2 separate regions of the Homo sapiens genome follow, and region 1 is linked to region 2. A link is an interaction called in ENCODE POLR2A ChIA-PET data of the cell type or tissue named here. Cell type or tissue: OCI-LY7. All regions are shown on one strand. Each heading gives the region's core, and the rest is flanking DNA. Links, peaks and the distances in the headings are about the cores only.

The links. ChIA-PET counts read pairs that join two places held together with the same protein. Peaks named below come from ENCODE experiments on the same cell type or tissue, not always from the same donor. Only the 100,000 strongest peaks of a DNase experiment are listed, where the experiment ranks them.
Region 1: POLR2A ChIA-PET joins it to region 2 with 32 read pairs; 2 of 35 experiments call an interaction of 5 or more read pairs at or near these places.

What each region holds. Positions count from the first base shown.
Region 1 is chr1:173,374,827-173,379,826 of GRCh38, reverse strand. All of the region lies in intron 2 of LOC100506023 (a long non-coding RNA gene), which reads left to right. It also overlaps a transcript of TNFSF4 not described here. Among named protein-coding and RNA genes, the nearest start is that of PRDX6-AS1, 84 kb to the left of the region's middle. In OCI-LY7, for the core only: no CTCF peak of the experiment used is centred there; no DNase peak of the experiment used is centred there.
Region 2 is chr1:174,149,256-174,157,335 of GRCh38, reverse strand. It overlaps RABGAP1L-DT (RABGAP1L divergent transcript), which reads left to right. Exons shown (of 4, transcript NR_121197.1): 3 at 1,639-1,709. Among named protein-coding and RNA genes, the nearest start is that of RABGAP1L-DT, 6.0 kb to the left of the region's middle. RefSeq lists an enhancer at 3,471-3,580. In OCI-LY7, for the core only: no CTCF peak of the experiment used is centred there; a DNase peak (open chromatin) is centred at 3,835.

The DNA.
Region 1 (5,000 bases), core at 1-5,000, 780 kb after region 2:
TCTGTTTTAAAGTGTCCTTGTAAACCACACTGATAACAAGCCCTACTGGGTGATTGGCCTGCTCCATTTTCTGTCCTCTCTGAACCACCAAGGTTTGTTTATCTGAGGGCCATGACTAAGGCTGCGGCCTTTCTCTGATCTCACTTTTCCTTTTGGGCCTGTTCTTCTTGGTCCCTATTACAGAACACTGAGGTTGCCAGGTTTAATAACGCCTCCAGAGTTTGTTCAGGGCCCAGGGCTCGCTTTTGGAGCTTTCTCCTGATATCTGTGGCTGATTGGGTAATAAACTTATCTTTTAGGATCAATTGACCCTCAAGGGAGTCAGGCGACAGGGGAGTATATTTTCTTAAGGCCTTCTGTAGCCACTTGAGGGAGGCAGAAGGATCTTCTTCCTTTCCCTGAGTTATGGTGGACATCATTGAATAATTCAATGATCTGCTTGATCTGCTTTAAATCAGAGAGGGAGAAGGGGACATGTACCTGGGCTATTTCCTAATTCTCCTTAGTCCTTCTAGAACACAAGTCAGCAGATGTTTAAGACTCCAGTCCCCATGATTTGAGTTGAGGTCCCAGTGGGGATCCATACTGGGGACGGCTTTCTGACTGGTAGGGAATTTGTCCCTTTCTTTGGCTGTCATTGTATCATTTACTTGACTAAGATACCAGATATCTCCAAACTCTCAGGCTGCAGCTAAAGCCGCATTCTTTTCATTAAAGGCCAGGGTTTGATCTAACAATAGCATGACATCTCTCCAAGTGAGATTGAAGGTTTGCCCTAGACCCTGTAGGACATCTGTATATCTATCAGGATCATCTGAAAGCTTCGCCAGGTCTGCCTTGATCTGCTTTAAATCAGAGAGGGAGAAGGGGACATGTACTCGGGATGGGCCAAATTCCCCTCCCCCTACAGCTTGAAGGAGACAAAAATGATAGCCTGTGGTGGGGGGGGAGGGGGGTTCTTGTGGTCCCTTGGGTATTTCTTTGCTTATTTCCTTATGGGCGGGGGAGATTAGCGGAGGCTTATCATTAATAGGAAGGGGAGCTATAGGGAGGCTGGGATATGGGGGTAAGCTGAGAGGTCCTCCTGTGGGATGTAAATTGCAAGCTTTGCATAGTTGTGTATTCTCCCTCGATGAAAAGAAAGCTTGGACATAAGCTATTTCACTCCATTTGCTTTCCCTCTTACAGAAAAGATCAAGCTGCAGGATAGTATTGTAATTTATACTTCCCTCAGGTGGCCATTTTTCCCCATCAGAGAGAGAATATTGGGGCCACGCCATAGTGCAGAAAAAAATGAGCCACCTCTTTTTCAGGGTTTGTGAGTCAAATTGGTCCCAATGGCTTAGAATACATTTCAGGGGTGAGCCTGTTGATGCCTGAGTGTTTCCCATCTGAAAGACAAACCGCCCGTGGTTTTGGTTTGTTTGTTTCTCCCCCTGCCCAAGGACCCACAACGGTCCCTGGACCCTGCTGTTCAGAATAGTTGTGCTCCCGGATGCAGCAGCAGAAACACCTCTTGCCCAAGAACCTGCAATGGTCCCTGGACCCTGCTGATCAGAATAGTTGTGCTCACTGATGCAGTAGCAGAAACACCTCTTGCCGAAGAACCCGCAACGGTCCCTGGACCCTGCTGATCAGAATAGTTGCACTCACTGACACAGCAGCAGAAACACTAGTTTTCCTCCTAGACCACAAGGAGGACCGAGGAAGGTCGGATTTAGTCGCCCTTACTGATGCATTCTCGAAAACCTGCACCCTTGCCTGTCCTCCTAGACCACAAAGAGGACCAAGAAAAATTGGATTTAGAGGCCCTTACTGACACATTCTCGAAAATCTGTTAGAGTCATAAGCATTCTGCTGTTAGTATTGGGACTTTAACCATGTCCTATAAAGATGTTATGCCCCCAAAATTAAGTGGAGGGCCGTACCCTGAGGGAGGGGAGGGATCTTCAGAGTTGGAAGAGTGAAGCCTTTTGTCCTCACTTATATGAATAGGAAAGATACCATTTCTGAGGTTAGGCCTGCGAGTCTGAGGAGGGATCCTAAAATTCCAGATAAGATAGTGCCCCACCCTGGCAGGGCTTTGGGCAAAAATTGTGTCTTTCTGGTTAGTGAGCCCAGGTGCCTAAAGAAGGGAATAGAGTCCTGGAGAGAAATCATTCTTGTAGGAGAAACTAGAAAAGCACCAGAGACAGAGAGTGGTTTTTAGAAGTGGGACTATCCTCAGAGAAGAGAGGCAAGAGGAAGTTTGTCTGACAAGCATTAGGACCCAGGACGCAAGGGTCAGGATCGATAGGATAGATGGGCTAGTCTCGCTTGGGCGTCGTGACTTTGAGAGTTCCACTCATGGCCGCAGGGTCATCCAACTTGTTGTCGGGACCCCAGAGCTGAATGGCCTTCCTCTCTGTCGACCCTTGGCTCAGCGCAGAAGTATAGGGAAAGTGCAATCTGGCTCGGGGGTTGTTAGAGAGCCCTTTTCCAGAAAGCCTGACGCTCGTGTTTTTAGTCCAGTGGCCATGCTAGTCCCTTTTAACTGGCCAACAGGTGCCCGGTATTTAGCCCCGAAATTCTAAGGAAAAATAGGACAGAATAGCAAGTGAAAGGGGTCCAATGGTACTCACCGCTTGGTGATTGTACATTTGTGGTTGCCAAAATGTGTCTGGAATTGGTTCCTTCCGGTGGGTTCTTGGTCTTGCTGACTTCAAGAATGAAGCCACAGACGCTCACAGTGAGTGTTACAGTTTTTAAAGATGGTGTGTCTGGAGTTTGTTCCTTCAGATGTTCAGATGTGTCCAGAGTTTCTTCCTTCTGATGGGTTCATGGTCTAGCTTGACTTAAGGAGTGAAGCCGCAGATCCTCGCAGTGTTACAGCTCTTAAAAGTGGTGCGTCCGGAGTTGTTTGTTCCTCCCTCTGGGTTTGTGGTCTCACTGACTTCAGGAATGAAGCCACAGACCTTTGCAGTGAGTGTTGCAGCTCATAAAGGTAGTGTGGACCCAAAGATTGAGCAGAAGCAAGATTTATTTTGAAGAGCGAAAGAACAAAGCTTCCACAGTGTGGAAGGGGACCTGAGCTGGTTGCAGCTGCTGGCTCAGGAGGCCAGCTTTTATTCCCTTATTTCACCCCACCCATGTCCTGCCGATTGGTCCATTTTACAGAGTGCTGATTGGTCTGTTTTACAGAGTGCTGATTGGTGCATTTACAAACATTTAGTTAGACATAGAACACTGATTGGTGCATTTACAAACCTTTAGCTAGACACAGAGCACTGATTGGTGTGTTTACAATTCTTTAGCTAGACAGAGAAGTTCTCTGAGTCCCCACCCAACCCAGAAGCCCAGCTGGCTTCACCTCTCACTAATGGTATCCATCCCCTAGACCCCCACCCCCTAACAGGCTCTGGTGTGTGATGTTCCCCTCCCTGTGTCCATGTGTTCTCATTGTTCAACTCCCACCTTTGGGTGGGGACATGTGGTGTTTGGTTTTCTGTTCCTGTATTACTTTGCTGAGAATGATAGTTTCCAGCTTCATCCATGTCCCTGCAAAGGACACGAACTCCTCCTTTTTTATGGCTGCATAGTATTCCATAGTGCCACATTTTCTTTATCCATTCTATCATTGATGGGCATTTGGGTTGGTTCCAAGTCTTTGCTATTGAGAAAAGACTTTTCAATATGTATAGGCTTAGGGCACATGCATGGGTATTCATAAAACATCCCTAGAAGGTTCTTTTGCATAGCCAGTGTTGAGAACCATGGTCATAGGAAAGCACTCATTGAGGGAGGAGTAACATGTAGGAGAAACAGAAAGCCAGAGGGACCAAGCACAGAGAGGGTTGGCTTCCATCATCTTGTGTCTGGAGTTCGTTCCTGCCAGTGGGTTAGTGGTCTCACTGACTTTAAGAATGGAACCATGGACCTTTGCGGTGAGTGTTACAGCTCTTAAAGATGGCACGGACCCAAAGAGTGAGTGGTAGTAAAGTTTATTGTGAAGAGCGAAAGAACAAAGCTTCCACAGTGTGGAAGGGGACCTGAGTGTGTTGCTGCTGCTGGCTGGGGGTGGCCAGCTTTTATTCCCTTATTTGTCCCCTCGCATGTTCTATTTTTGTCCTATCAGAGTGCCCTTTTTTCAGTCCTCCCTGCGATTGGCTACTTTTAGGATCCGGCTGATTGGTGCATTTTACAGAGTGCTGATTGGTGCATTTTACAGAGCACTGATTGGTGCATTTTACAGAGTGCTGATTGGTGCATTTTACAATCCCCTTGCTAGCTACAGAGTGCTGATTGGTGAGTTTTACAATGCTAGCTACAGAGTGCTGATTGATGCATTTTACAATCCTCTTGTAAGACAGAAAAGTTCCTGAAGTCCCCACTTGACCCAGGAAATCCAGCTGGCTTCACCTCTCAATCCCCTCTCTAAACAGGACACCCCAACTGCTGTTGGGAATTGGGTGATGACTGCTCTAGCTACTTCCTGCTGGATAGGGGCAAAGAGGGGGCCTTGCAGTTGTAGCATCCTCCAGAGGGGAACTCTCTAGGCCAGTCAAAGGGTCAGTGGGTCAGTCCAGGGGTCCTTGGTAGAAGTTGTGAGTTGAGCTCATTTGGGGTTCCATTTATAAGACCATCTGTAGCTTGATGGCCTTGATTCTGGAGGAAACAAATTTGACAAGGAGGCTAAAAATACAGGATCCGAAGGCGAGTAATAGCAAGATGGCTGTCACAGGACCTAGAAAGGGGAGAAGCCATGTTGCCCAACTCCAGAGGTTGGTTTAAGAGTTTGAAAGTGAGGAGGTCTAGGCCTCAGCGGTTTTGGAGAGTCACTGCTGCCAAAGAGTCTATTTGGGATTGCAGAGTAAGGATAGATCTTGTTATCTCTTGCAAACTGAGAAATCCTATGAGAGTATGTGGTAGTAGGATAATGAGGTACATAAACTGGCTATTCCAGTTCCTGTAGCAGTGGTTATTCCTAACCCTATAAGTAGGGGTATTGTATTGCCCTGCAC
Region 2 (8,080 bases), core at 1,609-6,608:
CATGATTCATAACATGACAAACTGGTGCCCCAGGTACAAATCAAACCCACAAACATGTTTTGTTTGGCATACATGGTGCTTAAAAAAACACATATCCAAAGTTAAAAACCAGAAGATTATACATGCATTTTGGGCTTCTCTTTAAAAAGTGGAAGATTTGGTAACAGTGAGCTTACATTATTACATGATAACGATCAGCTGCAGGACATGCATTCTCTCTTTTGCCAAAGTCTCTACATTCTCTATTGTATCTTACAGTGTTGTTTCTCTCATTTATGTCTGCAACTCCTAGTTTAAAATGTAATATCAAAAATTGGAAACAGACCAGGTGCAGTGGTTCATGCCTGTAATCCCAGCACTTTGAGAGGCCAAGGCAGAATTGCTTGAGCCCAGAAGTTCAAGATTAGCCTGGGCAACATAACAATACCCTGTCTCCACAAAAAAGAAAAAAAAAATTAGAAACAAGTTAAACATTGAACAATAATGTAAGAGTTTAAACTGGTATCTAATGGTACAGAATATCATATTGATTTTATAGTGAGCATTATATTGATTGATTCCCCAGAATATATTTCCACCCCTCTGCAATTGCAAGACAGCCAAGGATCTGATTAGGCCCATCTCCCGCTCCAGGTGTGGACAGTGATTGTGATAATCAGCCTAATCCCATTCTCACTTGACCTGTCAGTATTCACTGATAGGCACTGACATGAGTCTAAATTGGTGCCAGTCACATGGAAGGCCATATCTTGTGTTTGTTGGGAAATGAAAAGTGCTCTTTTTCTTACTCTGGCTAGTGTGATGGGTAGATGTGAGTCCAATAGTTACTGCAGCCACTTTGCTACCATGAGGAAGCCAGCCTGAGGATGAAGCTGACACATGATGGAAGCACTCAAACCCAGCTTGAAGCCTACCCCTTCCTCTGAGACAATAAATTTTCACAGCTTTTTTTTTTTTTTTTAAACAGTCTCACTCTGTTGCCCAGACTGGAGTGCAGTGGCGCAATCTCGGTTCACTACAACCCCTGCCTCCCGGGTTCAAGCGATTGTCCTGTCTCAGCCTCCTGAGAAGCTGGGATTACAGGTGCCCACCACCACGCCCAGCTAATTTTTGTATTTTTAGTAGAGATGGGGTTTCACCATATTGGCCGAGCTGGTCTCAAACTCCTGACCTCAGGTGATCCACCCGCCTCGGCCTCCCAAAGTGCTAGGATTACAGGCGTGAACCACCGTGCCCGGCCTGATTTTGACAGCTTTTTAAGAAGGTTCGAGTTTGGCTTTGTATTTCTTACAGATAAAGCTAAATCTTTCCATGCATACTATGGAACAAATAACTTTAGTTGCATTATATGACTCTTCCAAGGATACGTTTCCAATGATAGAAAGGTAACAAGCTGTCTGGCAAGATTTTACAGGGTCTTGAAAGGAATTTGACCACACCAAAAAATCCTTCCCTGACTGGGCTACCTGATGCCTGAAAGCCCATCGTTACACTTTTTTTTTTTTTCACTTTGACTTAAATCCTGTGCCCTATTTAAATCAACTTTGCCCAAGAAGAGCACTTCATGACTCGAATCACTAATCTTATATAAATGAGTTTATCACATGATTTTTTAGTCTTTTTTTTTTTTACTAACAGGAAGATTTGGAAAAGAGGCACTGGCTACTGGAGGAAGGGAGAAATCACCGAGAGAGCGAAAGATGTAACAGGTAAAACTGGAGATACAGAAGAAAACCTTTTTTATTTCACGGTTTTATGTAGGGCTGAAATTCAGAGTAATCTGGACAAGTCATAATGAGCTTATATGATAAACCAAACCTGTGTTGCAATCGCCCATTTAAGACTAAGAACACAATAAAATATGTATATAGGGAGCAGAAAATTTCCTCAGCAGTAGAAGAGGCAGGCAGAGATCTAAATGCCTGTTTTATTTTATTTTTTTGAGACAGAGTTTCACTCTTGCTGCCCAGGCTGGAGTGCAGTGGCGCAATCTCGGCTGACTGCAACCTCCGCCTCCCGGGTTCAAGCAATTCCCCTGCCTTAGCCTCCGGAGTAGCTGGGATTACAGGCACGCACCACCATGCCCAGCTAATTTTTGTATTTTTTTAGTAGAGACAGCGTTTCGCCACATTGGCCAGTCTGGTCTCGAACTCCTGACCTCAGGTGATCCACCCGCCTCAGCCTCCCAAAGTGCTGGGAGGGATTAAAGGCATGAGCCACTGCGCCTGGCCCTAAATGTCTCTTGAGGAAGAATAGCTAGCCTACTACTTTTATTTCTTTTATTTTTTATATTTTTTATTTTTTGAGACAGGGTCTCACTCTGTCACCCAGGCTGGAGTGCAGTGGTGCGATCTTGGCTCACTGCAACCTCCACCTCCCGGGTTCAAGTGACTCTCCTGCCTCAGCCTCCCAAGTAGCTGGGATTATAGGTGCCCACCACCACACCTGGCTAATTTTTGTATTTTTAGTACAGACGGGGTTTCACCGTGTTGGCCAGGCTGGTCTCAAACTCCTGACCTCAAGTGATCTGCCCACCGTGGCCTCCCAAAGTGCTGAGATTACAGGCATGAGCCACCATGCCCAGCCTCTACTACTTTTAGAATTTGATACTTAATGTAAAGGACACCTACCAAAAATGGTTTTTCCCATACATTATGGTAGGTGTCTGAAATTCATCTCACCATAGGAGTCCTTTTCTTTTATGTGGGGCAGTGATCCTCTGTAGTGTATAACAAAATCACCTTGGGAGTTTATAAAAATGCATATCTCTATGCTCAACCCCCAAGAAATTCAGTACCTCTAAGATAGGCCCCAGGACTTGTTTCAACTTTTTCTTATAAAAAATGTTTAAGCACATAAAAAGTAGAGAGAAGAGTATAATGAGCCTTCATGAGTCAGTCATTCAGCTTGAACAATTATCAATATGTGGCCAATCTCCTTCCCCACCCCTCACATGGATATCACCCATAAATACTTCATCATATAAAGCTCTAAAAGATAAGAATTCTTGACCAGGCATGGTGGCTCAGGCCTGTAATCCCAGCGTTTTGGGAGACCGAGGCAGGAGGATTGCTTGAGCCCAGGAGTTTGAGACCAGCCTGGGAAACATAGCTAGACCCCATCTCTACAAAAAATTTAAAAATTAGCCAGGGGTGATGGCACGCACCTGTGGTCCCAGCTACTTGGGAGGTTGAGGTAGGAAGACCGCTTGAACCTGGGAGGTCAAGGCTGCAGTGAGCCATAAGGGGGTGACAAAGCAATACCTGTCTCAAAAAAAAAAAAGATAAGGATTCCTTTTTGCAATCAATAAAATCCAGAATGTGGGAAACTCTATAGGACATACCACCAAGTTTCTTCAGCAAATAAATTGCATACATATAAGTGAGAAGAAGGATCTGTTGAACTTGCTTGGATGTTGATTTTGTTTGTCCTTTTTAACATCTTCATGAGATATAACAGACATACAATAAGCTATTCATATTTAAAGTGTACAATTTGACAAGTTTTGACATATGTACGCAACTGTGAAACCATCACCACAATCAAGAGTAAACATATCCATCATGCCCCTTTGTAATCTCTCCCTCCTACTCTGACTCATACCCCTCCATGTCCTCAGGCACTCACTGATGTTGCTAGAGATTTGTTTGCATTTTCTAGAATTTTCTATAAATGGAATCATATAGTATGTATTCTTTTTTTGTGTTGCTTTTTTTACTCAGTATAATCATTTCAGGATTCATCCATGTTTTTGCACTTGTCAATAATCTATTCCTTCTAAGTCTTTGAGTCTCACAACATGTATCAAGTTCCAGTACTCATGTGAGCCACTGGGCTTCAGTATATACTTGACTTCAGCTTCCTGTAATGCTCTGGTTTTTTGTTTTCCTTTTTCTAAAAGCTAGTGATTTCCTTTTCTTTTTTCTTTCTTTCTTTTTTTTTTTTTTTGTTATTGTTGTTGTTTCGATGGCTAAAAAAAAAATTTCTTTGAGACAGGGTTTTACTGTGTCGCCCAGGCCACAGTGGAAGTGGCATGATCACAGCTCACTGCAGCTTCAATCCCCTGGGCTCAAGTGATCCTTTCACCTCAGCCTCCCGAGTAGCTGGGACCTCAGGTGAACGCTGCCATGCCTGGATTTTTTTTTTTTATTTTTGATAGAAATGGGACATCTCTATGTTGCCCAGGCTGGTCTTAAACTTCTGGGCTCAAGTGAGCCTTCTGCCTCAGCCTCCCAAAGTGCTAGGATTGCAGCCACCATACCTAGCTGATTTCCCTTTCTTGCTTTCAAGCTTGACAAAATACATTTTTTCAATTTTTAAAGTTATTATCCCACATTTGTATATTTTTGTAAAGGTAGGGAGTCTTTCCTTGTCAGCCCAGCTAGCCATATTAGTCTGAATTATGTTAATTTTTTAATAATGTAAAGAAACTATACAAAGAGGGAGGCTGCTTTTCTACAGATGTGGTATCTTCCTTCCTGATGCTTTCCCTGCACAAGCGTTTCCAAACAGAGCTTTGGCAGTAAACTCCAAGTTCCTTTGAAGTACTTACCATAGGCCTACTAAATTGCAGGTTTTGAATATATAAGAAATATTCCTTAAATACATATGTTTTGTAGAAAAAGCTACTTCAAAAATTACAAATACTTTCATGGTAAAGGGAGGAAAATTACCACTTTCCTCTTCTGAGTCAAGGGAAGTTCACGCCCTCTCCACCACACCCTACCCCTCCCTCCAAGACATTTTTTTAGTCCTTTTCCCTTTGCCACATAAAAAATAAGCTGCAAATTTGAAAAAAGATTATGTCTAATTCTAAGAGACTCTCTAATACAAAAGTAAATGAGAATTATAAAATGACAAATGCCATTGCTTTAGAATATATTAAAATATTCCTAAAACTTTGTCTAACACTTTCAATTTCAGGAAAATTCTTACTATTTAATTCTCTGATTTGGTGACGGTGACAATAACAACCTCTTCGTGGAAGATTTTTAGTTTTTGACACACCTACATACATCATTACTAATAATTTCAAACTGCTAATAATTTCAAACTGCATATGAAAATCAGAATTGTATCTTGTAATTATATTCAAAATATCTTGTTTCATAGGCAGATGGTGCATAAATTGATAGCCATTGTGTTATTCTCTGTACCTTTTGATGTATTTTAAATTATGTAATCATTTTTAATTGAATTCCACCATCAATGTATGCCTTACTTTGGATGCATACCCTTTAATCTCATTTTTGTAGAATTGATATCTTGCTCTACTGTACCCCACAACACCAGATACATATATTTTTACTGCACCTATAACACTTTCATACATTTAAAATTTTTTATCACCATCTTTTTCTACCAGACTGAACACTTTGAATTCAAAAATTATGGGTTTTTTTTTCCTAGTACCTAGGCATTCAGTATGTTTATTGTATGAATGATTGAATGAATATATTTACAAATTTGTGTTAGAATTTGCTGAGATGCTTCTCTTAGTGAAACAGAGAGCTTAAATAATAGAACAAATCCCTGATTACTGACCATGAGTTAGTCTTTCTTTGGTTGCAAGTGACAGAAGTGTTCTCTACATAGAGAAAGCAAGCATTTAAAGAACACTGAATCTACAGTACAATTAAATATCTTTACCAATAATTCAAACTTATTAGTAATTAATGTCAGACCTAACCATCTTATTAAAAGAAATATATTTAAGTGTGTATGCCAGAGACTCCTAGCTGCTTGCCTCATCATCCATTTTCTCCTTCCATCTTAGTAAAAGAACCCCAAATTTATCCAATATTAAACTATACACAGATAAAAGACTATAATTCCTGTCTTCCTTTGCAGCCAATATTCTGGCAAATGAGAAAAGTAACTGTGAAATTTTCTTCAAAGAGAGAGACTGGCCTCTTCTTTTCCCTTTCTTCCCTCCTACTACCTGGAACATAGATGTGATGGTTGAATCTAGCAACCATCTTCAGCCGGAGGATGAGGACCACCCTAGGTATGGTGTAGTGACCAACCAGAAGGAGTTTATGTCCATGATGACTTTGTGGAACCTCCATCCCACCTGAAATCCCACCTAAAATGCCAATTTCCAAACTTATAGAGAATGAAACCTTGTGTGTTTAATCCATTATTTGCTATTTTTAGTTTTACTCACTTGCAACTGAACTTAATTCTAACTACTATTTTTACTCTTAAACCTTATCTTAGGGTCATATTCCTTCTTAATTGATTCACATGATTTCTGAAGAGATTATAATTTATAATTTATGGGATTATTAAAATAATTTCAGAAAAATATAATTCTAGCACTCTGGGAGGTCAAGGCGGGTGGATCACTAGAGCTCAGGAGTTCAAGACCAGCCTGGGCAACATGGCGAAATCCCATCTCTACAAAAAATACAAAAATTATCTGGGTGTGGTGGTGCCTGCCAGTAGTCCCAGCTGCTTGGGGGGCTGAAGTGGAAGGATTGCTTGAGCCAGAGAGGTGGAGGCTGCAGTGAGCAGAGATCCCGCCACTGTACTCCAGCCTAGGCAACAGAGTGAGACCCTATCTCAAAAAACAAATAAAAATTCCTAGCCAGGCATGGTGACTCATGCCTTGAATCCCAGCACTTTGGGAGGCCAAAGCAAGAGGATCACTTCAGGCCAGGAGTTTGAGACTAGCCTGGGCAACATAGCAAGACCCCATCTCTATAAAAAAAATGTTTTTAAATAGCCAGACATGGTGGCACACGCCTGTAGTCTCAGCTACTGTGGAGGCTACAGCAGGAGGATCACTTGAGCCCAGGAGTTTGAGGTTATAGTAAGCTATGATAGCACCACTGCAGTCCAGCCTGGGTGATAAAGGAAGACCGTGTCTCTAAAAATAATAATAACAATAATAATAATTCCTTTAAAATTGAAATTCTTCACTTGGATGCCTCATATCTAGAAGGATAGCTGATATAGGAAATTTAAATAAGAATTTCAGTAATTATTTCATCTTAATAACCATGGCTAAAGGGTTGTTGTTGTTTTTTAAGTCCTTTGTGGTTTGATAATCATTCTACTGAAAGTACACTGCATATTTCCCTGTCTTAGAAAGACTGAATTTTTTTTTTGAGATGGAGTCTCACTCTGTCACCCAGGCTGGAATGCGGTGGCGTGATCTCGGCTCACTGCAACCTCTGCCTCCGGGTTCAAGCGAGTCTCCAGCCTCAGCCTCCAGAGTAGCTGGGATTACAGGTGTGCGTCACCATGCCCAGCGAATTTTTGTATTTTTAGTAGAGATGGGGTTTCACAATGTTGGCCAGGCTGGTCTCAAACTCCTGACCTCAAGTGATCCGCCTGCCTCAGCCTCCCAAAGTGCTGGGATTATAGGCATGAGCCACCGCACCTGGCCAAAAGACTGAATTTTTTGTCATTCAAATTTTTAATTTATTTCCTTCATAAATTTTGAATATATACATTTTATTTGCTTCGGGACTTAGTGTAGTGATTGGTGAATGAAACTAATATAGGAATTGTAAAATTTTTTATTTTAAAAATTTGAGCTTGCAATGCTCTTTTCCTCTTAAGACATGTACCCGCAGGTTCTGAAAGGTTTCCACCAACTGTGTAGCAGAAAATCTGTATATTTATTGCATTGAACTAGTGTGACTTGTAAAATATAATCAAAACATAACTATTCTCTTAAAACTAACTCAGTGGGGTTAGCTTTTTCCCCTGCCACAAAGATGAAAATTCCAGCAAGTCTCATGACTTTCCTGCCCGCTTGCAGAAATCATAAGGTCTTAAATTTTTAAAATCACAAAATTCAGCCTCATTTGAAAGGGAGGATTCTGAGAAAAGAAACGTGTTCAGCTCTTCTCTCTTTCCTGTTCGTGTTCTCACCTACTCAATGGCTGTTGTCAGTGACTCTCTCATCCTTTTTTATGGCTGCGTAGTACTCCATGGTGTGTATGTGCCACATTTTCTTTATCCAGCCTATCATTGATGGGCATTTGGGTTGGTTCCAAGTCTTTGCATTGTGAATAGTGCTGCAATAAATATATGTGTGTGTATGTCTTTATAGTGGAATGATTTATAA